Regions from separate parts of the Homo sapiens genome. Here all the other regions are linked to region 3. The links are chromatin loops, found by intact Hi-C in ENCODE. Cell type or tissue: GM12878. All regions are shown on one strand.

Evidence for each region. A loop is a pair of places that touch in the nucleus more often than their neighbours do. Peaks named below come from ENCODE experiments on the same cell type or tissue, not always from the same donor. Only the 100,000 strongest peaks of a DNase experiment are listed, where the experiment ranks them.
Region 1: it touches region 3 in a loop (5-fold over the local background); 1 of 110 quality-filtered maps calls a loop at or near these places.
Region 2: it touches region 3 in a loop (2.4-fold over the local background); 1 of 110 quality-filtered maps calls a loop at or near these places.
Region 4: a loop joins it to region 3, with 12 times the contacts of the local background. A loop is called at or near these places in 1 of 110 quality-filtered maps.

What each region holds. Positions count from the first base shown.
Region 1 is chr15:54,287,879-54,292,878 of GRCh38, forward strand. All of the region lies in intron 10 of UNC13C (unc-13 homolog C), which reads left to right. Among named protein-coding and RNA genes, the nearest start is that of UNC13C, 310 kb to the left of the region's middle. In GM12878, no CTCF peak of the experiment used is centred here; a DNase peak (open chromatin) is centred at 2,053.
Region 2 is chr15:54,080,603-54,085,602 of GRCh38, forward strand. All of the region lies in intron 2 of UNC13C (unc-13 homolog C), which reads left to right. Among named protein-coding and RNA genes, the nearest start is that of UNC13C, 100 kb to the left of the region's middle. In GM12878, a CTCF peak has its summit at 2,452 (motif pointing right); no DNase peak of the experiment used is centred here.
Region 3 is chr15:54,580,365-54,585,364 of GRCh38, forward strand. The region is part of intron 30 of UNC13C (unc-13 homolog C); the gene reads left to right. Among named protein-coding and RNA genes, the nearest start is that of UNC13C, 600 kb to the left of the region's middle. RefSeq lists a silencer at 2,630-2,709. In GM12878, no CTCF peak of the experiment used is centred here; DNase peaks (open chromatin) are centred at 2,085, 2,397 and 2,677.
Region 4 is chr15:54,147,411-54,152,410 of GRCh38, forward strand. All of the region lies in intron 4 of UNC13C (unc-13 homolog C), which reads left to right. Among named protein-coding and RNA genes, the nearest start is that of UNC13C, 170 kb to the left of the region's middle. In GM12878, no CTCF peak of the experiment used is centred here; a DNase peak (open chromatin) is centred at 3,031.

The DNA of each region.
Region 1 (5,000 bases), 290 kb before region 3:
AATGAAGTGAATTCATTCTCTTCCTTTCAATGTAGGTAATCTAAAAATTATATTCAGTTACTGCATTTAGCTTGAAGTCCAGGATCTTTCTGTAGTCTCTTCACAAGCTTCAGGTTTGGTTCTTTGTAGATCCTGGGACACAAATTAAACACTATGTATCTTTGTCCAACACTCCCAATGTATTGTGGAGAGAAAAGAAAATAGGATGACAGCAATTTAAAATTTCTGATTTAGTAAGACAGGAAATGGAAAATACATAGTCTTTGTATGTAGCAACCATAGAGTCCTGCTGGACAGGTATATTCAGGACTTCCTGGTCCTAGCAACAGAAGTAGTTTCTGGGTTAGTCAATCTTGTATGACCTGCTACTTTCTAGATGAATTTCGTTTATCAGTTTCCCTCTACTAGTTTGAGTCTACATATGGGTAAACCTTCTTTGCTCATTTTATCAGTGCCTACACTCAAGGGTGAGTACTGTGAAAGGTGAAAGTAAATTAAAAAGGGCTCCAAAAGAATGAAAAGTCATTCCATTATCTGCAATATCCATAAATGAGGACCATCCCAGGAAATCCAGGCATGTGGTCTTCCTAGCTGGGGAGATGCTCTACTTGGAGTCTTTTTTTTTTTCTTTTAATTGCTGTGAGTGCAGGGACCCAGGAATTACTTTAAGCACAGCTGTAGCCAGCCAAATGTGAGACACATTGGCTAAAGTCCATCTCTAGTTGCAGGGGAGGTTGGGAAATTGCATAAAACTAAAAAAGGGAAGGAGAGGAGTGGTTTGAAAGGTTGTTGTATGAGTGTACTTATAGCGTCTGCCACCAACAACCTCTTTAGCTTCTCAGCATGTATATATGACTTTTGGGCAGTACTGTTTCCTGGAGAATTTACTAGGCTTCCAGGAGACGGGCTCTAAGACAATTTTATGAGCAAGTAACCACGTAAGCCTGGACAATTTTGTCTCTTATCTCTTGGCTCCTCTGTTCTGATCAATTCATCTCCCTTAACCTAATGGCTGCAGCCTCAGTTCCTGAAAAATAATATGCCAGGGTGAGAATGCAACACCTTTAATTTGGTTTTTGCCACTAAGCTACCATTCATTTTGACTCGAAGACCTCTTAAAGGATGGTGCTGGAAAAGCCCTAGGGCAACAATTTTATCTATTTCTGAAGTTGCACTTAGAAGCCTCTGCTTGTACAGGTACCTTTTTGTGTTCAGAATCAGCTGGCTTTTCTCAACCCTGCAGAGTTCCAAATTATGATATTCTCAGTCAATTTATATTGCAGGACACTAGCACATGACCCTCTTTTGAACATGGCTGCTCTCCTTTGCATCTCTACCTATAAACTGTCTACATTCAGTTTGAATGTATCTCTGTGTATGGTAGTATATTCTTGAAAGGGGGAAACATTTGATAATCACTTGCCAACATTCTGAATTTTATTTCCCACCATTCCCACTAATAAAAAAGCTTCAGGTGGCATGGTGGTCAAAGTTTATAGTGAGCAAGATTTGACCAGCTGTTTTGCAATTGCGTATCAAAATGTATCGGCTTTCTAGCCCGAGGTGATTAAATCTTCACTCTCTGTGCCAGCATCTCCTCCACAGAGTCAGTTCTATGTTTTTAGACTCTGTTACTTGCCACTCCCTTCATGCTTTAAAAATTATTATGTTAGTGAGTATTCTTAGTTGCAAACAACACAGTCCACTTTGGTTAGTTTAGGCTGAGAGATTATTTGTAGACTACTAGGTCACTCAAGAATGACTGTAGAGGTTAAAGTACTAGCTTCTGAAGCTACTGTGTGGGAACTGGGTCAAATTATGTGGTGACATTTCTTTGGGGAAAACACCGATCAATACTTTTGCCCCTCGGGACTAAATAGTACTGTGAAACCCTGTATCACAGTACTACATAGCATCCACTGTTGGGGGAAAAAAAAAGCAGTTCCCATGATATGGGCACTGTACACTGTACCACTTTGAGTTTACACCTTGCTTGAATGCAGGGTAAATACCTGGAACATAGCTACAAAGGAATCCAGGAGTGTGAGTTATCTAACTTCAGTCTTCAGAAGATGAGCAATACAAGGAGGGATCTAGTCAAAATGAAAGCAGAATGCTCGAGAGGCTGGGCATCCATACATATGCTTCTCCACCACAGAATCATAAACTGAAATCTCCAGTTTCAAACCCATCACAACACCCTTACGTAATCTTCAACATTTGAAACAGCAGCCTCACTCTTACCTTTGCTCTGTGAAGTAAAACTGTACGTTTCTGACAGTTTAAATGTGAAACATAATGACAAACTTAATATTCCTCAAAAAAAGCTGTTTGGAAGAGAAAAAATGTAAGAGCTGGCCAGTCTTTACGGGGAAAAAGTAGAACCAATGTTAGTTGCGACAAATATTAGTAATGTGACAGGTTAATAAGAAATAATTAGGGTTCAGGGCCTAGAGAAATGCTCTGTGCTATTGTTGCAACTCTTCTGTAAATCTAAAATTATTCTAAAATAAAGTTCATTTAATTAAAAAAATGAAAAAAACAGTCAACCAGAAATGCACAGAGACTCAAACTCCCAAGACAAATTGCAAGTACACTTATACAAGGAACATCAGTGGTCATTTATAGTTGTCCTTCATCTATTGGTATCCCATTTATTTTGAACAGAAATTTGGAAAGAAAGATAATATTGTCTCTCCCTCCTTTTTCTATATCATGTATATGTATTATGTAGAAAGACACATGCATATGTGTGTATGTTTACCCATATAGTTACTACTATTTTGTATGGATTGCTATTTGTATGCATATTTAACCACTTAATACACCTTTACCTTGCTTTTATAGCAAAAACTAGAAGCTCAAAAAAATTTGCCTCAAAATGAGATGGATATTTTTTCTTGTGAAGGAATAGATTCTAGAAATGTTTACCAATCTTTATTATCTAGAGCTTGCTATTTATTGTGCCTGCTATTTGCAGGTAAAAAATGCATTAGAACTCTGTCTTCCAGGGCTTACATAAACTCTGATGATTTATTTATCAAAAAATGACAAAAAGGGACATCTTTCTGCATTTGCAATGTATTGAGAGTTAAGTTTAAGATGATAACTGTATCTTTTGCTACTCTAAAATGCCTTCTATCTTTTTCTAAGATAAGAATGAAATAAACTAGTAGTTGTGTCTTTGTTTCTACTTAGACTTTTCTTCTTTTTGATAGCAAAGAACTTAGAATGTTAGCCACTTTTAATATAAATTTTGGGTAAATTACCAAAAGTGTTATCATCCAAATATGCTTGCTACAATAATTTCAGGTGTGGGTTCATAGTTATCTTGGGAATTCTGAGTCAATGGGAGACAGCTGTGCTCTTACTATTCCAACTGCTCTCCATGGTTGATAGTGAGCTTTGTTAGCTGCTCCAGACACAATGTCATGGATTAATTCTTCCTTTCTCCCCACAATTTCTACCTCATTTTACTAATAAAATAGCTCAAACTTAGATATTTTTATGAATATATTTCTAAGAATGACAAAATTATTTTTTCTTCAAATGTAAAAGGGATTTTATTTTGGTGAAACTTTACAGACTTTAGTGAATATTTGTTGAAAGATACATGCCAGAAATTGTCAATAATAGATATATTAAACATAGGCTCTAACTTCAAAAAGAACGTGGAACTTGTGGAATAATGGCGTCTTATAGCTAATATGGATGAAACATTGCCTGGCACTGTGCTAACTGCTATAAGGTATTATCTACCATTTCCCACAAGAATTTTCTAAGACAAGTGTTATTACCCCATGTTATTTATAGATAAAGTAACTGAGATTTATAGAAGTTAAGTTAGGTAGACATAGTAGTTCTCAACCCTGTCAGACCCAGTGAATCACTTTTATGTAAAATAATTCATAATGACCTATTTTATGCTGAAACAAAGTAACGCATGACTTAACCTATCTATAGATGTAATTTGAAAAATCAGTATAATGTTCCAACTTAAAATGAAGGAGAACTAAAAGTATTCTAATATGTATTTTAACGTGTAAGGGCTTGGATACAACTACCCTAGAATACATAGTAGACACTGGCTTTCACTGTTGATAGAATTAAGATGAATGTGACCATTTCAAATGCACACTGATACAAATACTATAAATACTACAGTTCAAATATTATAGTTCAAATACTTTGTGTAGTTTCGACACAGGTGATGTAATTTTTCAAAATGGAAAGGAAGCCTTGGTGAAGTTCTTAACAGCAACAACAAAACCTTCTTTGATTAGTGATTGACATGCTAGTTCCTTTCCAGGACATTTCAGTGTCTAGTAAATCATGCAAAAGACATGGTGTTTCTACCTAAAAGAATTACATCCTGAGCTAAGGTAATCATCAATGAGTTAAGAAATTTCCTTAATGCCTGATGGGTCATTTTAAATCATGCACACTGTCCTGTACATGGTGGGGTATCTAAATCTCTAGCCTATTCCACTGAATGCCAGTAACGTCCGTGAATGTTCGTGAAAACCAAAAATGTCCCAGAAATTAGTAAAATGCTCTGTGTTGAAAACTCCTATGTTAAGTAGAAACAGTGGTGCTACAATTCGTATATAGGCCCATCAGATTCAAATATTATTCTTGTATGTGCTGTATTATTTTGCCTTATAAGTTAATGAAAGAGACATTATACTCAGGAATTCTCAAATACTTTTTGCACCATGAACCTGTTGGGAAGTCTAGTGAAAACCATAGATGTCTTTTCAAAATGTACTTTTTCATATAAAAATAAAATTCATAGAATTAAATCAATTATATTGAAACACAGTTTTAGTTTAATGATAGGTACAAATAATATTTTAAGGTTCATAACACTTAGAATGTTATATGTAAGTATCTGTGGTTGTATTGATGACAAAAATGCTGCTGTGGTTTGTTGCCTATATTCATAATTGAAAATATAAAGATGATCTCTTCCTCTCTCTATATATTATAAAATATGTTTT
Region 2 (5,000 bases), 500 kb before region 3:
ACATAGAAATGTTCATAGTAGTCTTTATGGATCTTTTGTATTTTTGTGGTGTCGGGTGTGATGACACCTTTATCAATTCTGATTGTGCTTATTTGAATCTTCTCTCTTTTTCTTGGTTAATCTAGATATTGATATGTCAGTTTTGTTTATCCTTTCAAATAACCAACTTTTTGTTTTGTTGATCCTTTGTTTGTTTTTTGGGGTCACAATTCCATTTAATCTTTGTTGTTTCTTTGCTTTTGCTAACTTTGCATTTGGTTAGTTTTTGTTTTTCTAGTTCCTTTAGGTGCAGCATTAGGTTGTTAATTTGAGAACTTTCTTTCTTTTTGGTGTAGGCATTTAGCGCTATAAAATTTCCTCTTAACACTGTTTTGTTGTATCTCCATTGGTTTTGGTATGTTGTGTGTCTATTTTTGTTTGTTTCAAAATTTTAAAAACTTCTGCCTTAATTTAGTTGCTTATTCAAAAGCCATTCAGGAGCAAGTTGTTTAGTTTCCATATATTTGTGTGGTTTTGAGAGTTCCTCTTGGTATTAATTTTTAAATTTTGTTTTGTGGTCTGATAATATGCTTGATATGATTTTGATTTTAGAACTTAGTGAGATTTGCCTTATGACCATTTTAGAGGTTGTTTCATGCACAGATGATAAAATGTATATTCTTTGGTATTGAATTGAATGTTCTGTAGATGCCTATTAAGTCCATTTGGACAAGAGTCCAATTTAAGTCCTGAGTTACTTTATTAGCTTATGCTTTGATTATCTTTCTAGTGCTGTCAGTGGAGTGTTGAAGCCCTTCACTATTATTGTATGGCTGTCTGCCTCTTTTCTTAGATACAGTAGTATTTGTTTGTGAATCTTGGTACTCTGATACTGGGTTTGTATATACTTAGGATAGTTAAATTTTCTTGTTGAATTGAATCCTTTATCATTATATAATACTCTTTTATTTATTTTTACTGTTGTTTTAAAGTATGTTTCATCAGATACAAGAATAGCAATCCCTGCTTTTTTTTTTCCTTCGCTTTCCATTTGCATGAGAGATCTTTCTTCATCTCTTTACTTTGAGTCTGTGGGTATCATTACACATAATATGGGACTCTTGAAGGCAACAGCAGGTTGAGTATTGTTTTTTAATCCAATTTTCCACTCTATGTCTTTTAAATAGAGCATTTAAGCTACTTACTTTCAAGGTTAATATTGATATGTGAGGTTTTGTTCCTCTCCTAGCATTGTTAGCTAGTTGCTTTGTACAATTGTGTAGCTGCTTTATGGGATCTGTGAACTTTGTACTTACCTGTCCTTTTACGGTAGCAAGTATCATCCTTTCATTTCCATGTTTAGAAATCCTTTGATCATTTCTTATAGGGCTGGTCTGGTGGTTATGAATTCCCTTAGCATTTGCTTGCCTGGGAAAAGTTTTATTTCTTTTTCACTTATGGAGTTTAGTTTGTCAGGATATAAAATGCATGAATGTCATTTATTTTCCTTTAAGAAGGCTAAAAGTAGGCCCCTAATTTCTTCTGGTTTAGAAGACCGCTGTTAGCCTAATGGGATTTCCTTTATAGGTAATTTTGCCCTTTACTCTATGCCTTCAAGTTGTTTTCATTAGCATTGACCTTGGATAGCCTGATGATCATATATCTTGGTGATGGTCATCTTGTATAGTATCTCGCAGGTGTTCTCTGAATTTCTTGTATCTGGGTCTTGAGCTCTAGCAATATTAGGGCAATTTTCCTGAACTATTCTTTCAAATATGTTTTCCAAGTTGCCTACTTTTTCTTCTTCTCTATCATAATGCCGATTAGTCATAGATTTGGTTGCTTTACATAGCCCCATGTTTCTTATGTGCTTTGTTCATTAATTTTTTTTAAATTTTGTCTGACTGGGTTGCTTTGTGTTCATTTCAACTTTCTCTTGGATCTCATTGAGTTTCCTTGCAATCTATACTTTAAATTCTTTATCTGTCATTTTAGACTTTTGACTCTGGTTGGGATCCATTGCCAGAGAGCTAATGTAATCTTTTGGAGTTGTCAAAACACTGTCTTTTTGTACTGCTGGAGTTCTCCTCTTGATTTCTACTCATCTTAAGGAACCGTCGCTTCTTATTTTTGAGTTTTCTATCATTTTGATGGGACTGTTTTTAATTTTTTATCTTTTCCCTTGAGGGTATGACTATGGTATATGTTGTGTATAATCATCCGGTTTTGTTTCTGGGTGCTTTTGTGGGGGCCAAGGCTCTGAATGGGTTCCTTGGTTGTGGATAGGTTCTGTGTGATAGCTTTCTAAGATGCTGCTTGTTGTAGGGATATATTGGACATATGAGCCCATACACCATCTCCTGCTGTGCTCCGGGTGTGGAGGTCTCAGGGAGCACATCTTGTGTACTAGCAGTAAGACCCTCCGGAAGATTTTTAATTTGGTGGTGCAATTCAGGCTGCATTCCAGTAGGTGGCAATGAAGAGTAAGAGCCGGCTCATTCTCAGCTCAGGGGGAAGTGCCCACCCTGATGGGGAGAGACTGTGTTGGGGTGTTCTAGGTCCCTGGGGTAGGGAGTGGGAGTGAAGCCTTGTCCTGAGCAGCCAGGAACACGATTCCCTTCCCTATCATGGCCCTGTTGCAGGGCTCAAAACCTCCAGTTCATTTAGACTTTGTTCTTTGGCTCCCAGCTGCAGTGTGGCTGTGGACCTTTGGATGTGGCTATGGCCCTCTGGCAGCGACCACCAAACTGGACTCAGGGCACAGCCTCTTCCCTCAGTCTGGAGCAGACAACTGTATGGCTTGTCTGGCCTCCGTTGTCAGGGTGCTGCTGCTCTGTGTAGGGAGAGGGAGTTGGGCCCCAACCTTCATGCAAGTCCAAGCAGCACAGGCTCACTTTCTGCGCCAAGAAAAAGCACTTTCTCCAAGTGTACATGTGTCAGCCCCCAGTGGGGAGAACCTCTGCTGTATCCACAATAGTAGATGGGGTGGGGGTCGGGAAATAACGCCCTCTCTATCCCTCTTCCCAGCTGCTGGGTGCTGCCCCTTCCAGAGATTGGTGATGCGCCTTCATTTCCTTTGTCCCAAAAAGAGCTTTGATGGGCTGCACTCCCTCCTCCCTTGGGGCAGCCTACACCAAGGGTTAGATCTCTAGGGACCCCACAGCTCCCCAGGGACTTGATTGCTGTGCTTGTGAAAGTCTGAGGGGATTATAAGGTATGTTTGCTGGGGATCTGCTGGTGCATCGTCTTGGGGGCAGAGATTTCCCAGGCAGGACAGTGGCCAATGATAGGTACATAACCAGTATGGTACTCACCATCTCAGTTTGGGTCTGAGTGGGATGGGGGAACCTCTGCGCGAACTCGCTACCTGGTCCTCTGTCCTCATGAAGTTTCCAAATCGCCACGGACAGTGTTGTCCAGGGCTGTGAGTGCAGGGGGTCTTCCCAACAGTTTGGCAGGCAGCAGATTGCCACAGAGGTGAGGGGAGCAGAGAGGACTCCCACTACCCTTTCTTCGGGGCTCCACGTTGCTCTGGGGTCGGTCTCAGCCAGACTCTTGCTACTTTCCTTTTCTGCACCCCAGCTGTCCTGGCTCTCTTCCCTCAGTTTTCTCTTGAGAGCCCGTCCATTCACAGTAACTGTGATCCACGTCCCCTTTTTTCTTCAGTTCTGTACTCTTTCTACTCTCTTTCTATTGGTCAGTTGGATTTAAGTTCCTCGTGTATAACGGAGTGGGTGGGTTGGATTCTAGCAAAGTTCATTTTTTGCAGTTGTGTTTTGTGAGTATATGAGTTGTCTTTATAACTCAGAAATAATGGTCGTGAAGACATATCTACCTTGTTTCCTTCTTAAATAAATTTCACTTATTTCTGGCTTTATAAATTCCCAGCCTTGTGTTTGAATTATTTTCCACGTAATTTTCAAAAGTCAGGGGTCCTGGGTCTGAATGTGTCCCCTTTATGGCCATTGCCATTTTTTGGTATGTATCCTTTAATGGGTCATTTCACTTCTTTGAGCTTTAGTTTTCTCGTTAGTAAATGAGAGCTATTAATATTTACTTTAGTTGTATATTATAAATATTCAATAAGAAAGTATACATAAAAACATGCAGAATATTCAGGTCATATGCTAAGGGATCCACAAATATTACTGCTAGTTGAGTGACTTGAAAAAAATTATCTTCTCTGTCAGAAGAAATACTCTCTTCTCATATAGATGAGATCCTAATGCCATTTGGTCACTCTTTTTTGTCACTATGAATCAGGGCCCCTCAGCCTCAAGATCACAATTGCAAGAATTAAGAAAAATGATCTTTATTTTGCATTCAAAAGTAGTGGTGTGTTTCAATAATAGTGTATTATGATTATTTATAAGTAGTTTTGATATGTGGCAGGTACATCCTTATTTTAGATAATGTATAAAAATTTATTTTTATAGAATAAATGGTTCAATTTGTCCAAATTATTATGATAAGAAGACTTCTGAATGTTAATTATGACTTCTGCTAACAGTATTGGTAGAAGAGTAATTTGGAATAACCCTCCTTATGGAGGGAGATTAGAAAATCTAGGTAAATAATTTACAGATATCAGAGAACTAAGAAGCTAGTAGAGAGTTATAGGGCTAAGATCCTAGAGGAGACAAAAATATACAAAGATATGCTCAAAATTTAGGGCTACTTTCTCCTGGTACATTTACCGATTCTAGAAGTGTCAGCCGGAAGTTTAGTTGCACTTTTGACAGGCCCTTAAAGCAAAAGATACAAAACATTAGAGTCCAGAGTCTTACAAAGAAGGATCCCAAGTAATCCCTATACTCAACCTTTTAGTTTGGGGTTCCTCAGAATTTGCTCCAGGCCAGACTTCTAAGAAGCTATAGCTTTCAGTCATCTCAGTCATTGAATTTGCATAAAGGAGACTCTGTATTGTCAGTGCCCAGAAGCCTAGTAGAAACAAATAAATATCTTCTCTTGAAGAAGATACACCAACCTTTGCCTCGAAGTATTTATACTTTTTTCCAATA
Region 3 (5,000 bases):
AAATAGTAAACCTAAATCTTTAAAGGTTGGAAGCCAACCTTGTACAAACCTCTGGTGTAAAACTCTCTGCTTATTTATGGAAGAAAGGCAAGAAATGCGAAAACAGGTGAATGGAGAGCTATACAGGCATGGCCCAAGCATGTGCTCTGGTTCTGCCTGGCTGCAAGACCTGGGATAAGTCACTTATCCTCTCTAAGCCTCAATTTTGTCATCTGTAAAAATGGAAAGCATAATAATTCATACCGTGTGGAGTTGCTGGGAGAACTACAAGTGATAATACCCATGAAACACTTTGCACATAGAAATCCCCATAAATGTTCATCATTCTTATGGCATCCTCATCATCATTAGATGTGCTCTGTCTCAGAGGTGACTCTTTCGTTTACAAAACATTAAGAGAGACCCCTCAGGATGCAGCTCCCTAAGCAAGTAAGCCAGTAATCACGTGTTCCTCTGTGAGCTGTACCTCCACATTCCTAAGAGGCTCTTGGAGTGACTGAGAGATCTGTGACACCTGAATGATTCACACCTGCAGTTTCTAGGAACCCCTTCTCCATACACTCCATGGTTGTCAAATAATCATATATTTATTGAACCTGTACTGTGCACAAAGCACTGTGCTAGGTATGTGACACCAGGGATAGATTCTTTGCTCCAAGAAGCTCATGATGAAGATAAAACAACTGTATGAAGAGAAAAAAGAATCATCCAGGGTAGTTTATGCTAGATGCCAGATGAATCTAAAGATAAAGAGTAGAGGCTTTCAGAAGGGGAGAGATGACTGTGATGGGAGAGTTGGGAGCCTTCGGGGAAGATGTATGGTTCAAAGTGGGTTTTCAAGAAGATGTGGGTCTCAAGTAAAGAAAGGAGAAAAGTAGGCATGTCAGAAAGACACAGAGATCAAAGCGACAAGAAGACCAATCAGAGTGGAGTAGAAAGGTGCTCTCAAAGTATAGTCCCAGAACAGCAGCCTCAGGATTACCTGCTCAGGCTGTCATAACAAAATACAAAGACTGAGTGGCTTAAACACAAAAACTTATTTTCCAGTTCTGAAGGCTGGGAAGTCCAAGATCAATGTGCCACCAATTCCATTTCTGATGAGGGCTCTCCTCCTGGCTTGCAGACAGCCTTCTACTTGCTGTGTCTTCACATGGCTGAGAGAGAGATCCTAAGTTCTCTGGTGTCTCATTTTATAAGGACACTAATCCCATCAGGCCAGGGCCCCACCCTATTACCTCATTTAACCTTAGTTATTTCCTTAGAGGCTTCATCTCTAAATACAGCCACACTGGGGATTAGGACTTCAACAAACGAATTTGGGGGAGATACCAACATTCTATCTATAGCACATGGAAACTTTTCAGAAGTGCTAAATTTTGGGCTTTACCCTGAAACTACTGAGTCAGAAACTCTAGGAGTCGGGCTCAAATATCTCTTTTAATCAGCCTTTTTGGTGCTGCTGAGTTTGAGAACCACTAAAGAGTCAATAGGGCAAGTGAATGGAGGGGAGATGAAAGAAGTAGATTGTCATCAGAACTTGGAGAATTTTGAGGCTCAAGAATGTGGAGGCTGGTCTTAGTCAGTGGGAGACCTAGAAGGAGAGGAGGTCATACAGGTTAGTGTAAACCATTTATTTTGCCATCTGTTTGTGGGAGAAAGGGGAGGAAGGAAAGGAGGAGAGAAGGAAAGAAGGAAGGAATTAAGAGAAAGGGAAGGAAGGAGAGAGGGAGGGAATGAGGACGGGAAAGAAGAAGGCCTTTTGGAAAACAGTTTCATAGTTCAGGTGTTCACATTCTAAGTATAGTAATAGCAGGAATGGAGAAAAGGGATGAAGATGATAAATATTATTAAAATCTACAGGTCATGCCAGGGTCAAGCAAGCAAAGGAGAAAGGGGAATTAGGTAACTTGTAGATCTGTGCAACCTACCACTGACGAAAGTGTGGAAGCTTAGACAGGGAGCTGATTTGAGGCACAAATTCAGTTTTATTTATTTGTGCTGATATTAACAGGAGGACATCTAAGTGACTATGTCTACTAAGATATGAGATATAGTTAAGAGAGTAGTCAGTTCTGCAGCTAAATTCAGGAGGTGATTCTTGAATCCTGTGCAGCCTTTGCAAGTTCTGAGGAAGGGCGCACAGTGAGAGAGGATAAACGAAGTCACAGAGAAAGCCACTATTTCAAGGAAAGCAAAGGCCCAGAATGAGGGTGAAGATGAGGGCAGAGTAAATATCAATGATATTTAAACATTTTTGCTGGTTAGCTCCTCAAAAGGCCTCTCAGTCTGAGCTCTGCAGAAGGGACGTGTTTGCAAGTCACTGTGAGTCCCCTGGGTAAATCAGTGTGCCTATGAACTGGGCCAACTAGCCAAAACTGTGAATTATGACGACCACCACTACTGTTAGCCTGACTCCTTGTTAAACAGGATAATGGTTTTCAGTACCAGCTGAAACAATTTTAAAATGTTGACCATTTATATTACTTAAGTAATGTGCTACCATTTATAAGTAATATAAATGTTGGCCATTTATATTACTTAAGTAATGTGCTACTGAAACTCTAAGGGGGTTTCTGTAACGGTAAACTGACAGTTCTCTAATGCAGTTCAGCATCACCTGTCGGGCTTGTTTGACCACAGATTGCTCGGTTACACTCAGAGTTTCTTATTCAGTGGGTCTGGGTGGGGTCTGAGAATTTGCATTTATAATAAGCTCTCAGGCACAACTGATGGTGCTGGTTTAGGAACCACAATTTGAGAACCGTTGTTAAGCCTCACGCCACACCATTCCTATCATGAGAGCCACCTGTAGCTAATTCAGGGTAACTTGTTGACTGCAAACTATAACCATAGGCAGTTTCTTTAGCAATATAAACCTCTAGATAAAAGAAACACTCAAAAATCAGAATAGGAACATATAGAGTCAATGAAAACTATTTTTTTTCCAAATGAGAGCATGTGTTTTACAGCCTCAAAAGAATATTTTCATGTAGACTGCACTAAAATAACAAGATAAACCTGAAACTAAAGCTTAAAAAGGCCTTTATGAAACAAAAACAGTTTCACACCTGAGGTAAAGGGCTACATATGTCCCTCGATTTTTTCTCATATCTTAGCTTTCATTTAAATGACATTGCCATTTTACATATAATAGAAGAACCTAGAAATTTGATTCCTGCTTATTAGGGCAAACCAAAGGGGTTATTTCCAATTATTTTCAGTTCAGTTTTTCTTCACGTATAATAGAAATGATTTAAAAGCCAGGTTTTGTTGGAAACTGCCATAAATGTGGTTAATAGTTGCTGCCTCAGCATCCATTTTCAGGCCTGACCTAAGTTGTCTGAAGCCCAGTCTCACTGTATCACCTCTGGTCTGGGTAACACTTCCCCTCCCTGAGTGGTTGTTTGTAATGCGGCCCATTTGCTCTTCATCGCACTGACCCAGAACCCACACATCACACAGCTGCTGACCATGATCAAACCTAACGGCCAACACCAGAGTCCTGTGAATAAGTCCTGCTTCCTACTTGTTCTCTTAAATCAGCCTAAGCCACACCCCCACGGGAAAGCCCCAGGACAAAGCTCCAGGCCCTAACTGTGCTCTCTGGCTCCCCGTGGCCTCCAGACTTCCCCTCGGGCTCCTGCCGCTCTCTGGACCTCTCTGGGATGTGTAAGTAAGAGATTTCTTCTGTTCCTGCGTTTTGGTTTCACCTCCTCCTTGTGCCTCACCTGACTGACACCCTAGAACCTACCTTTCCCCTTGGCCAGGGCTCTCCTGGAGATTGGCTGGTTTCTGGCCCCCTCCAAAGAGAGACCTGAAGACCAAATTAGGAACCTAAATATATAAATCGCAACAGAAAGTTTGGTTGTTTACTGACAATATATATTTATACTGTAAAATGTGTTTATGATTTAGAACACACTAGACCTATTCTAGCTCTAAATTGCATTGCTATCTTGTAGTATGCAGTTATGCCTCGTTTCATTTCATTTTCCAACTGAAGTCATTTTATTCCCTCAGTTTATAAATACCTCGAATTCTTTAGCCGAAAAGGCAAGGTAACTTGATAGAGCATCCCCCTTTGTGACCATAACCTCCAGTGCAGAACAAATTAAACGTGCAAAACTGTGAGTGCCATGTCCTACATTGTTAAAGAAAATGATGTTGAAAGGCAGTGAAAGTCCTTATGAAGAAATTCAAAAGAGTAAAAGAATAGACAGATGAACTGGAAATGGAAGAAGTCAGTTTTTCTTTCCTTTAGGAGTAAGCCAATTTGGAAACTAGCTGGTAAGTGTTACAGTCCATTTACATGACAGGCATTCTTCGTATTCACTAAGAAAACATTATGGTACAAATGTTCACTGTGCAGAGCACACCTGTAATATTTCATCTGGTCCTCTCAGTGACCCTATAAGGAAAATGAAACATTTTCAGATGAGACCGGGCTTCAGGGTGAAATTAGGTGACGGGTGAGACTTATATAGAGAGTAAGTGGTGGAACTGGATTCAAATCCAAATTCTTCCAACTGTAAGCACAGGGCATTTTCCACTAATCAGCCCACTAACCAAAGAAACCTAATTTTTCCAAACATTTAAAGTGATGCTATGGCCATTTGAGTAAAACCAATTTTGGCCTATACTTTTGATTCCCCATCACCAGACTACCATTGGTTATCCGATATGGGCAGCAGAATTAAGAGGTAATGAAGTCTAATAGAACCTCTCATTATTTGTGTGGATGCAGTAGTAACAGAGATGGTGATATAGTTTGAACGTTTGGCCCCTCCAAATCTCATGTTGAAATGTGATCCTCAGTGTTGGAGGTAGGGCCTGCTGGCAGGTGTTTGGGTCACGGGGCAGATCCTTCATGAATGGCTTGGTACCCTCCTCATGGTAATGGCTGAGTTCTTGATGTATTCATTCACTGAGATCTGGTTGTTAAAGAGTGTGGTACTGCCCCCGTGTCTCTCTTGCTTCCTCTCTCACCATGTTAGGTGCCA
Region 4 (5,000 bases), 430 kb before region 3:
GGGTTTCACCATGTTAGCCAGGATGGTCTCGATCTCCTGACCTCGTGATCTGCCTGCCTCGGCCTCCCAAAGTGCTGGGATTACAGGCATGAGCCACTGCGCCCAGCCTGATGAAACTACTTTTATTCAATGATAGTGAACAAAGTCACATGAGTACCTTCTCCAAATGTGAAACACATTTTTAATTAGAATAACACTCCTTTGGTGCTTTGATTATATATGACTTAAGTTTACCTTTCCCTTGACATTTGTAATTAGAACTCCACTGGTTGAATTATAAGAAGCATCACAAGGGGTGTGTGTGTGTGTGTGTATTCTGAAAGTACCACAAGTCTATAAAACAGTGGTTGAATTATAAGAAGCATTGCAAGGTGTGTGCGTGTGTGTGTGTGTGTGTGTGTATGTGTGTGTCTATTCTCTAAGCACCAGACTTGCATGCACCACAATTTGGGCAAGTCTATAAAGCAATGGTGGGATTAGGGAAAAACAGTTTGAGGAGGATATTATCATCTTTATTTTCTTTCTTCACTAGTCATTGAAGTTCTTCTCTGCAGTACAGTTCTCATAGCACTAAGTTCCTTGAGCCGATGTGAAATTCCTCTGTCCATGATTCTGAACTAGGCTGGTAACTTCTGTTCAACCTCTACCAGAATGATTGAACCTTATCAGGAAAGAGGCAGTGGTTGCAGAAGTGAAATAATGCAGAGACAGAGAAAAATGAAGAGACACTGTTGAAGGAAAGGGCACTGAGATATTGTTAAATTAAAACAGAAGCTTCTATTTTGACCTCATTTTCAAACAGGTACATTTACCAAAAAATATTAATAAGAAACGTATGCTGAGATTTCCAAGGTTGTTCAATTATCACCAGGAACAACTATCTTGGTAAATGTGAACAAGCCAGTTTTCATCCAAAGTCCTGCACAATTCCATTGTTTTTCTTAAATTTACCTTAATTAAAATACCCATTTTTGTTACCGTTGTAGAACTCAATGTCAGTTAGGTTCAACAAAGGAATAAAGCTGGTTTAACATATTTTTAATTTTCTGTCACAGTACTGACATTGCTTTTTTATTTGTCTATAAAGTTGAGATTGCCTACTATCCTCACACTCTCTTCCTCTTTCATAGTCTTGACTTCCATGTTTAGCCAGGGCCTAAAATCTTCCACTTAGCATAGAAGATAAAGTTGTTCCTACTCTCCAGGGGCTCTTCACCTAACTTTTCTCATTGCAGCAGTCTTATCTCTCATAGCTGAGAACTTTTAATTTCAGTTCTTCCTATCAAGTCCACTAATTTGATTCTTCCCTGTTCCCTCAGATAACTTCCCTATTTCTCAAGGGTCAGAAATTCTCCTAAGCCTAGACATGGGCTGTTTCGACTGCCCTTTCTTCTGAGTCAGTGGTTTACCCTACGGCACCATCCTTGCATGCTCTGAATCAGGTTTGCCAAATATTAAGAAAATGACAGCCCCCACATAACACAGTGCTTTAATCATGGAGGAAGGAGCCGTTGTCTTTTATATGGTTTGGTTGTGTCACCTAAATCTCATCTCAAATTGTAATCCCCATGTGTCAAGGAGGGACCTGGTGGGAGGTGATTGGATCATGGGGGGCAGTTTCCCCCAGGCTGTTCTCCTGCTAGGGAGTTCTCATGAGATCCGAGGCTTTAAAAGTGTTTGGCAATTCCCCCTGTCCCTGGCTCTCTGTCTCCTGCTGCCATGTAAGAGACGCCTTTCTTCCCCTTTGGCTTCTACCAGGATTTTACATTTCCTGAGGTCTCCCCAGACATGCAAAACTGTGAGTCAGTTAAACCTCTTTTCTTTATAAATTACCCAGTCTCATGTTGTGTTTTTATAGCAGTGTGAAAATGGACTAATATGGTCTTTGACCTTTTAGTTAGTTATTTTTAGGGAACAGTTTCCTTTCCCTCCAGAGAACTTGGTATAGAAGGAGTTCACTATAGAGTTAGGTAAGAGTGAAATAGAGATTTCTACTTATTATAAGGGTTAACAGATGTAAACAGGGCCCACTTTCATAATTCATTACTGTATAGCCAGTGACTCATCATGCCCATATTTTTTCAACTTATTTGTATTCACATTACCACTGATCTAGTTTTAGTCCTCAGTACCTTTTACTTAGGCAATTGCAAACTGATCTTCTGAGACTGATCTTCTAACCAATCTTCCTTTGTTAATTTCTTCTTCCACATTAAATCTAATCTCTACACTGTTAAAGATCAATGTCTTTAAAGGACGGGCCTTTCTACCTAAATATTTTTAATGACTCTTGTTTTTCTTGAATGTAAAGGACAGTTGGCCCTCTGTATCTGTGGGTTCTACATCTGTGGATTCAAACAGCTGTTGATTGAGAATATGCTAAACAATAATAATAAATAGCAATGCAACAATAAGAAACACAAATAGAAATACAAGATCACAACTGTTAATGTAGCATTTACATTGTATTTGGTCATGTAAGTAACCTAGAGATAATTTAAAGTATATGGGATGACGTGCACAGGAAATACACAAATACTGTGCCATTTTATATAAGGCAGTTGAGTATCTGCAGATTTTGGTCTCTGACAGGGGATCCTGGAACTAATCTCCTATGGATACCAAAGGATAACTTTATAGCTCTTTTCACATGGCTTTGAATATATTTCTTGATTCCTATTTCTCTCTCTTTTTACTATGGTAAAGTATTATCACTGTTTTTAGTGTTTCTATTTTTTTGGTATCAGTTCTGTAGCTTATATTAGTTTGATAAGTTGCATAGATTTAACAAGATTCTTATCCTCCAACTTGATTTCAAATTCCTAAGGAGTTTAAAATAAGTTGATTTGCTTAAATTATTACAGGAGAAACAACCCTTGACATCTCTTGGCCAGTGTTGGGCACAATCATGCCACAAGGCAGTTACAGCTGCTCGAAAGGAGCCTCATGTGAGACTTCAGGGAGTACGCCTAATCACAGACTCTTGATTGTATCATGCCTGTTAGTCCTCAGCACACTGTCTGCAGTCCTCACGCAGAGCAAGCACATAATGTCCTATGCACAAAGGCTTAATCTAGACAGAGAGTTTCTTAATTAGGAAAACTGTTAACCACAAGGCCGCCAACTTTCTAAAACCCATGAATCAAGAAGTGGTTGCTGAGCCATTAGCTTCCTGTGGTCAAGAAGACTGCCTATCTAATTTTGGCCTACCTCCAGCTCTCTCTAGTCTCAGGAGCACTTGATATCTTCTCTACTTAGAAAGTCATAAGATCATTAGGTTAGCTTTTGATATTAACTACAAAGACCAGACATCAGGGTGACTACTTCAATGTGTGGATCTATGAGACCTCACAACCCCAGACCCATTTAGTGGGAAATATACTTTGGTACAGCATCTATGAAATTAAGATAAAATTTACTATCTATATTCCCAACCAGGCTTAGTTAAACCATAGTTTTCTTGGGGTAGATTATAAATAGTTTCTTTTAGGCATATTTTATTCCTAAATTTATGGTGGCAAAATAATCATAAAACTGACTCAGAAGATTAAGAAAATGGAGCTGTCATCCTGAAGCTGCTAATAGCTCATAGTTCACCAAGTTGTAGATTGGCACCTTTTTGATCATCTCTCTTTCTGGCTTGGGTTTATAGCTTAACATTCTTTCTTACTGAGTGGTAGACCATAAACCCAGGAAAAAATATTTGACTATTACCCACGGTTGATCAGGGATACTGTATAAGACTCCCCCATCTTCGGGTAATATTAGAAAATAGGTCCATCCATCCTCACACATATATAAGAAACCTGATGTCTATTGTAATAGAGGCCATCTTCTGAGCTTTAGGAGGCTGACCATAAAAAAGTTATTCCCCCAAATCACATTTTTTACTTCCATTATTTAATAGTATTTAAGAACATGAAACCTCAGGATAATCCTAGTACATGTAAGCCAGGAGAACCTCCAATTTTACTCATTATATGAAAACTACTCTTTTATTCCTTTTTTTTCTGAGATGGAGTCTCACTCTCACTGAAGCAGGAGTGCAGTGGCCTGATCTCGGCTGACTGCAACCTCCGCCTCCTGGGCTAAAGTGATTCTCTCGCCTCAGCCTCCCGAGTAGATGGGATTACAGGCGCGTGCCATCATGCCTGGCTAATTTTTTTGTATTTTAGTAGAGATGGGGTTTCACCAAGTTGCCCAGGGTGGTTTTGAACTCCTGAGCTCAGGCAATCTGCCACCCTGGGCCTCCCAAAGTGCTGGGATGATACGAGTGAGCCACAGCACCCAGCATTTACATTCCAGATCAAGATCCCTTTCAAGCCACGATGCACACAATGGTTCTACTTTGGGGAAGGAAATCAGAGCTGCCATCAACTCTGACAACTTTCCTTTAGCCAGTTCCTGGCGCTGGAGCGTTCCATAATGGATCTACACAGCTCTGGTTGGCTTCTTAGAAAGGGCCTGCTTTTCCTTTCATCTTTAGGTGACTGCCGATAAAAACACACTCAATAGGAAATTTACCTTTCCCTGATTTCTGTGAGCCACTAACTCGACCTCATAATATTTGAGACGTACTTTAAAAGAACCCCAAATCACGCACTTCCAAAGGACTAGCATTTGGTAAGACCGTCTGCATATTAGCGATATAAGTTTCATCACACACCCAACTCCCAAAGGCAGTCTTTTCTCAATTAGAAAACTAAGGCCATCAACATAAGCTTAAGCATAGTACTACTTCTATCCCCTCACCCTCATGAACTCATTCACAATTTTTTTTCTCACTCCAGGGTCTAAATCTCAAGCCAGTGCTGGTACTCACTTCTGGCTTTGAGTATCACAGGAGTGCCAACTTAATATGGCAGCTAGCGGGGCCAATCCAGCCTCAGAAAAATGAAATTGCTAGTTAAGAAACCTGAAGACAGTATATTTGTTGATGAGAAAAAAGTATTGTATTGAAACACATTTCCTTCTCTGTGTTCAATTTGCTTATTCAACAT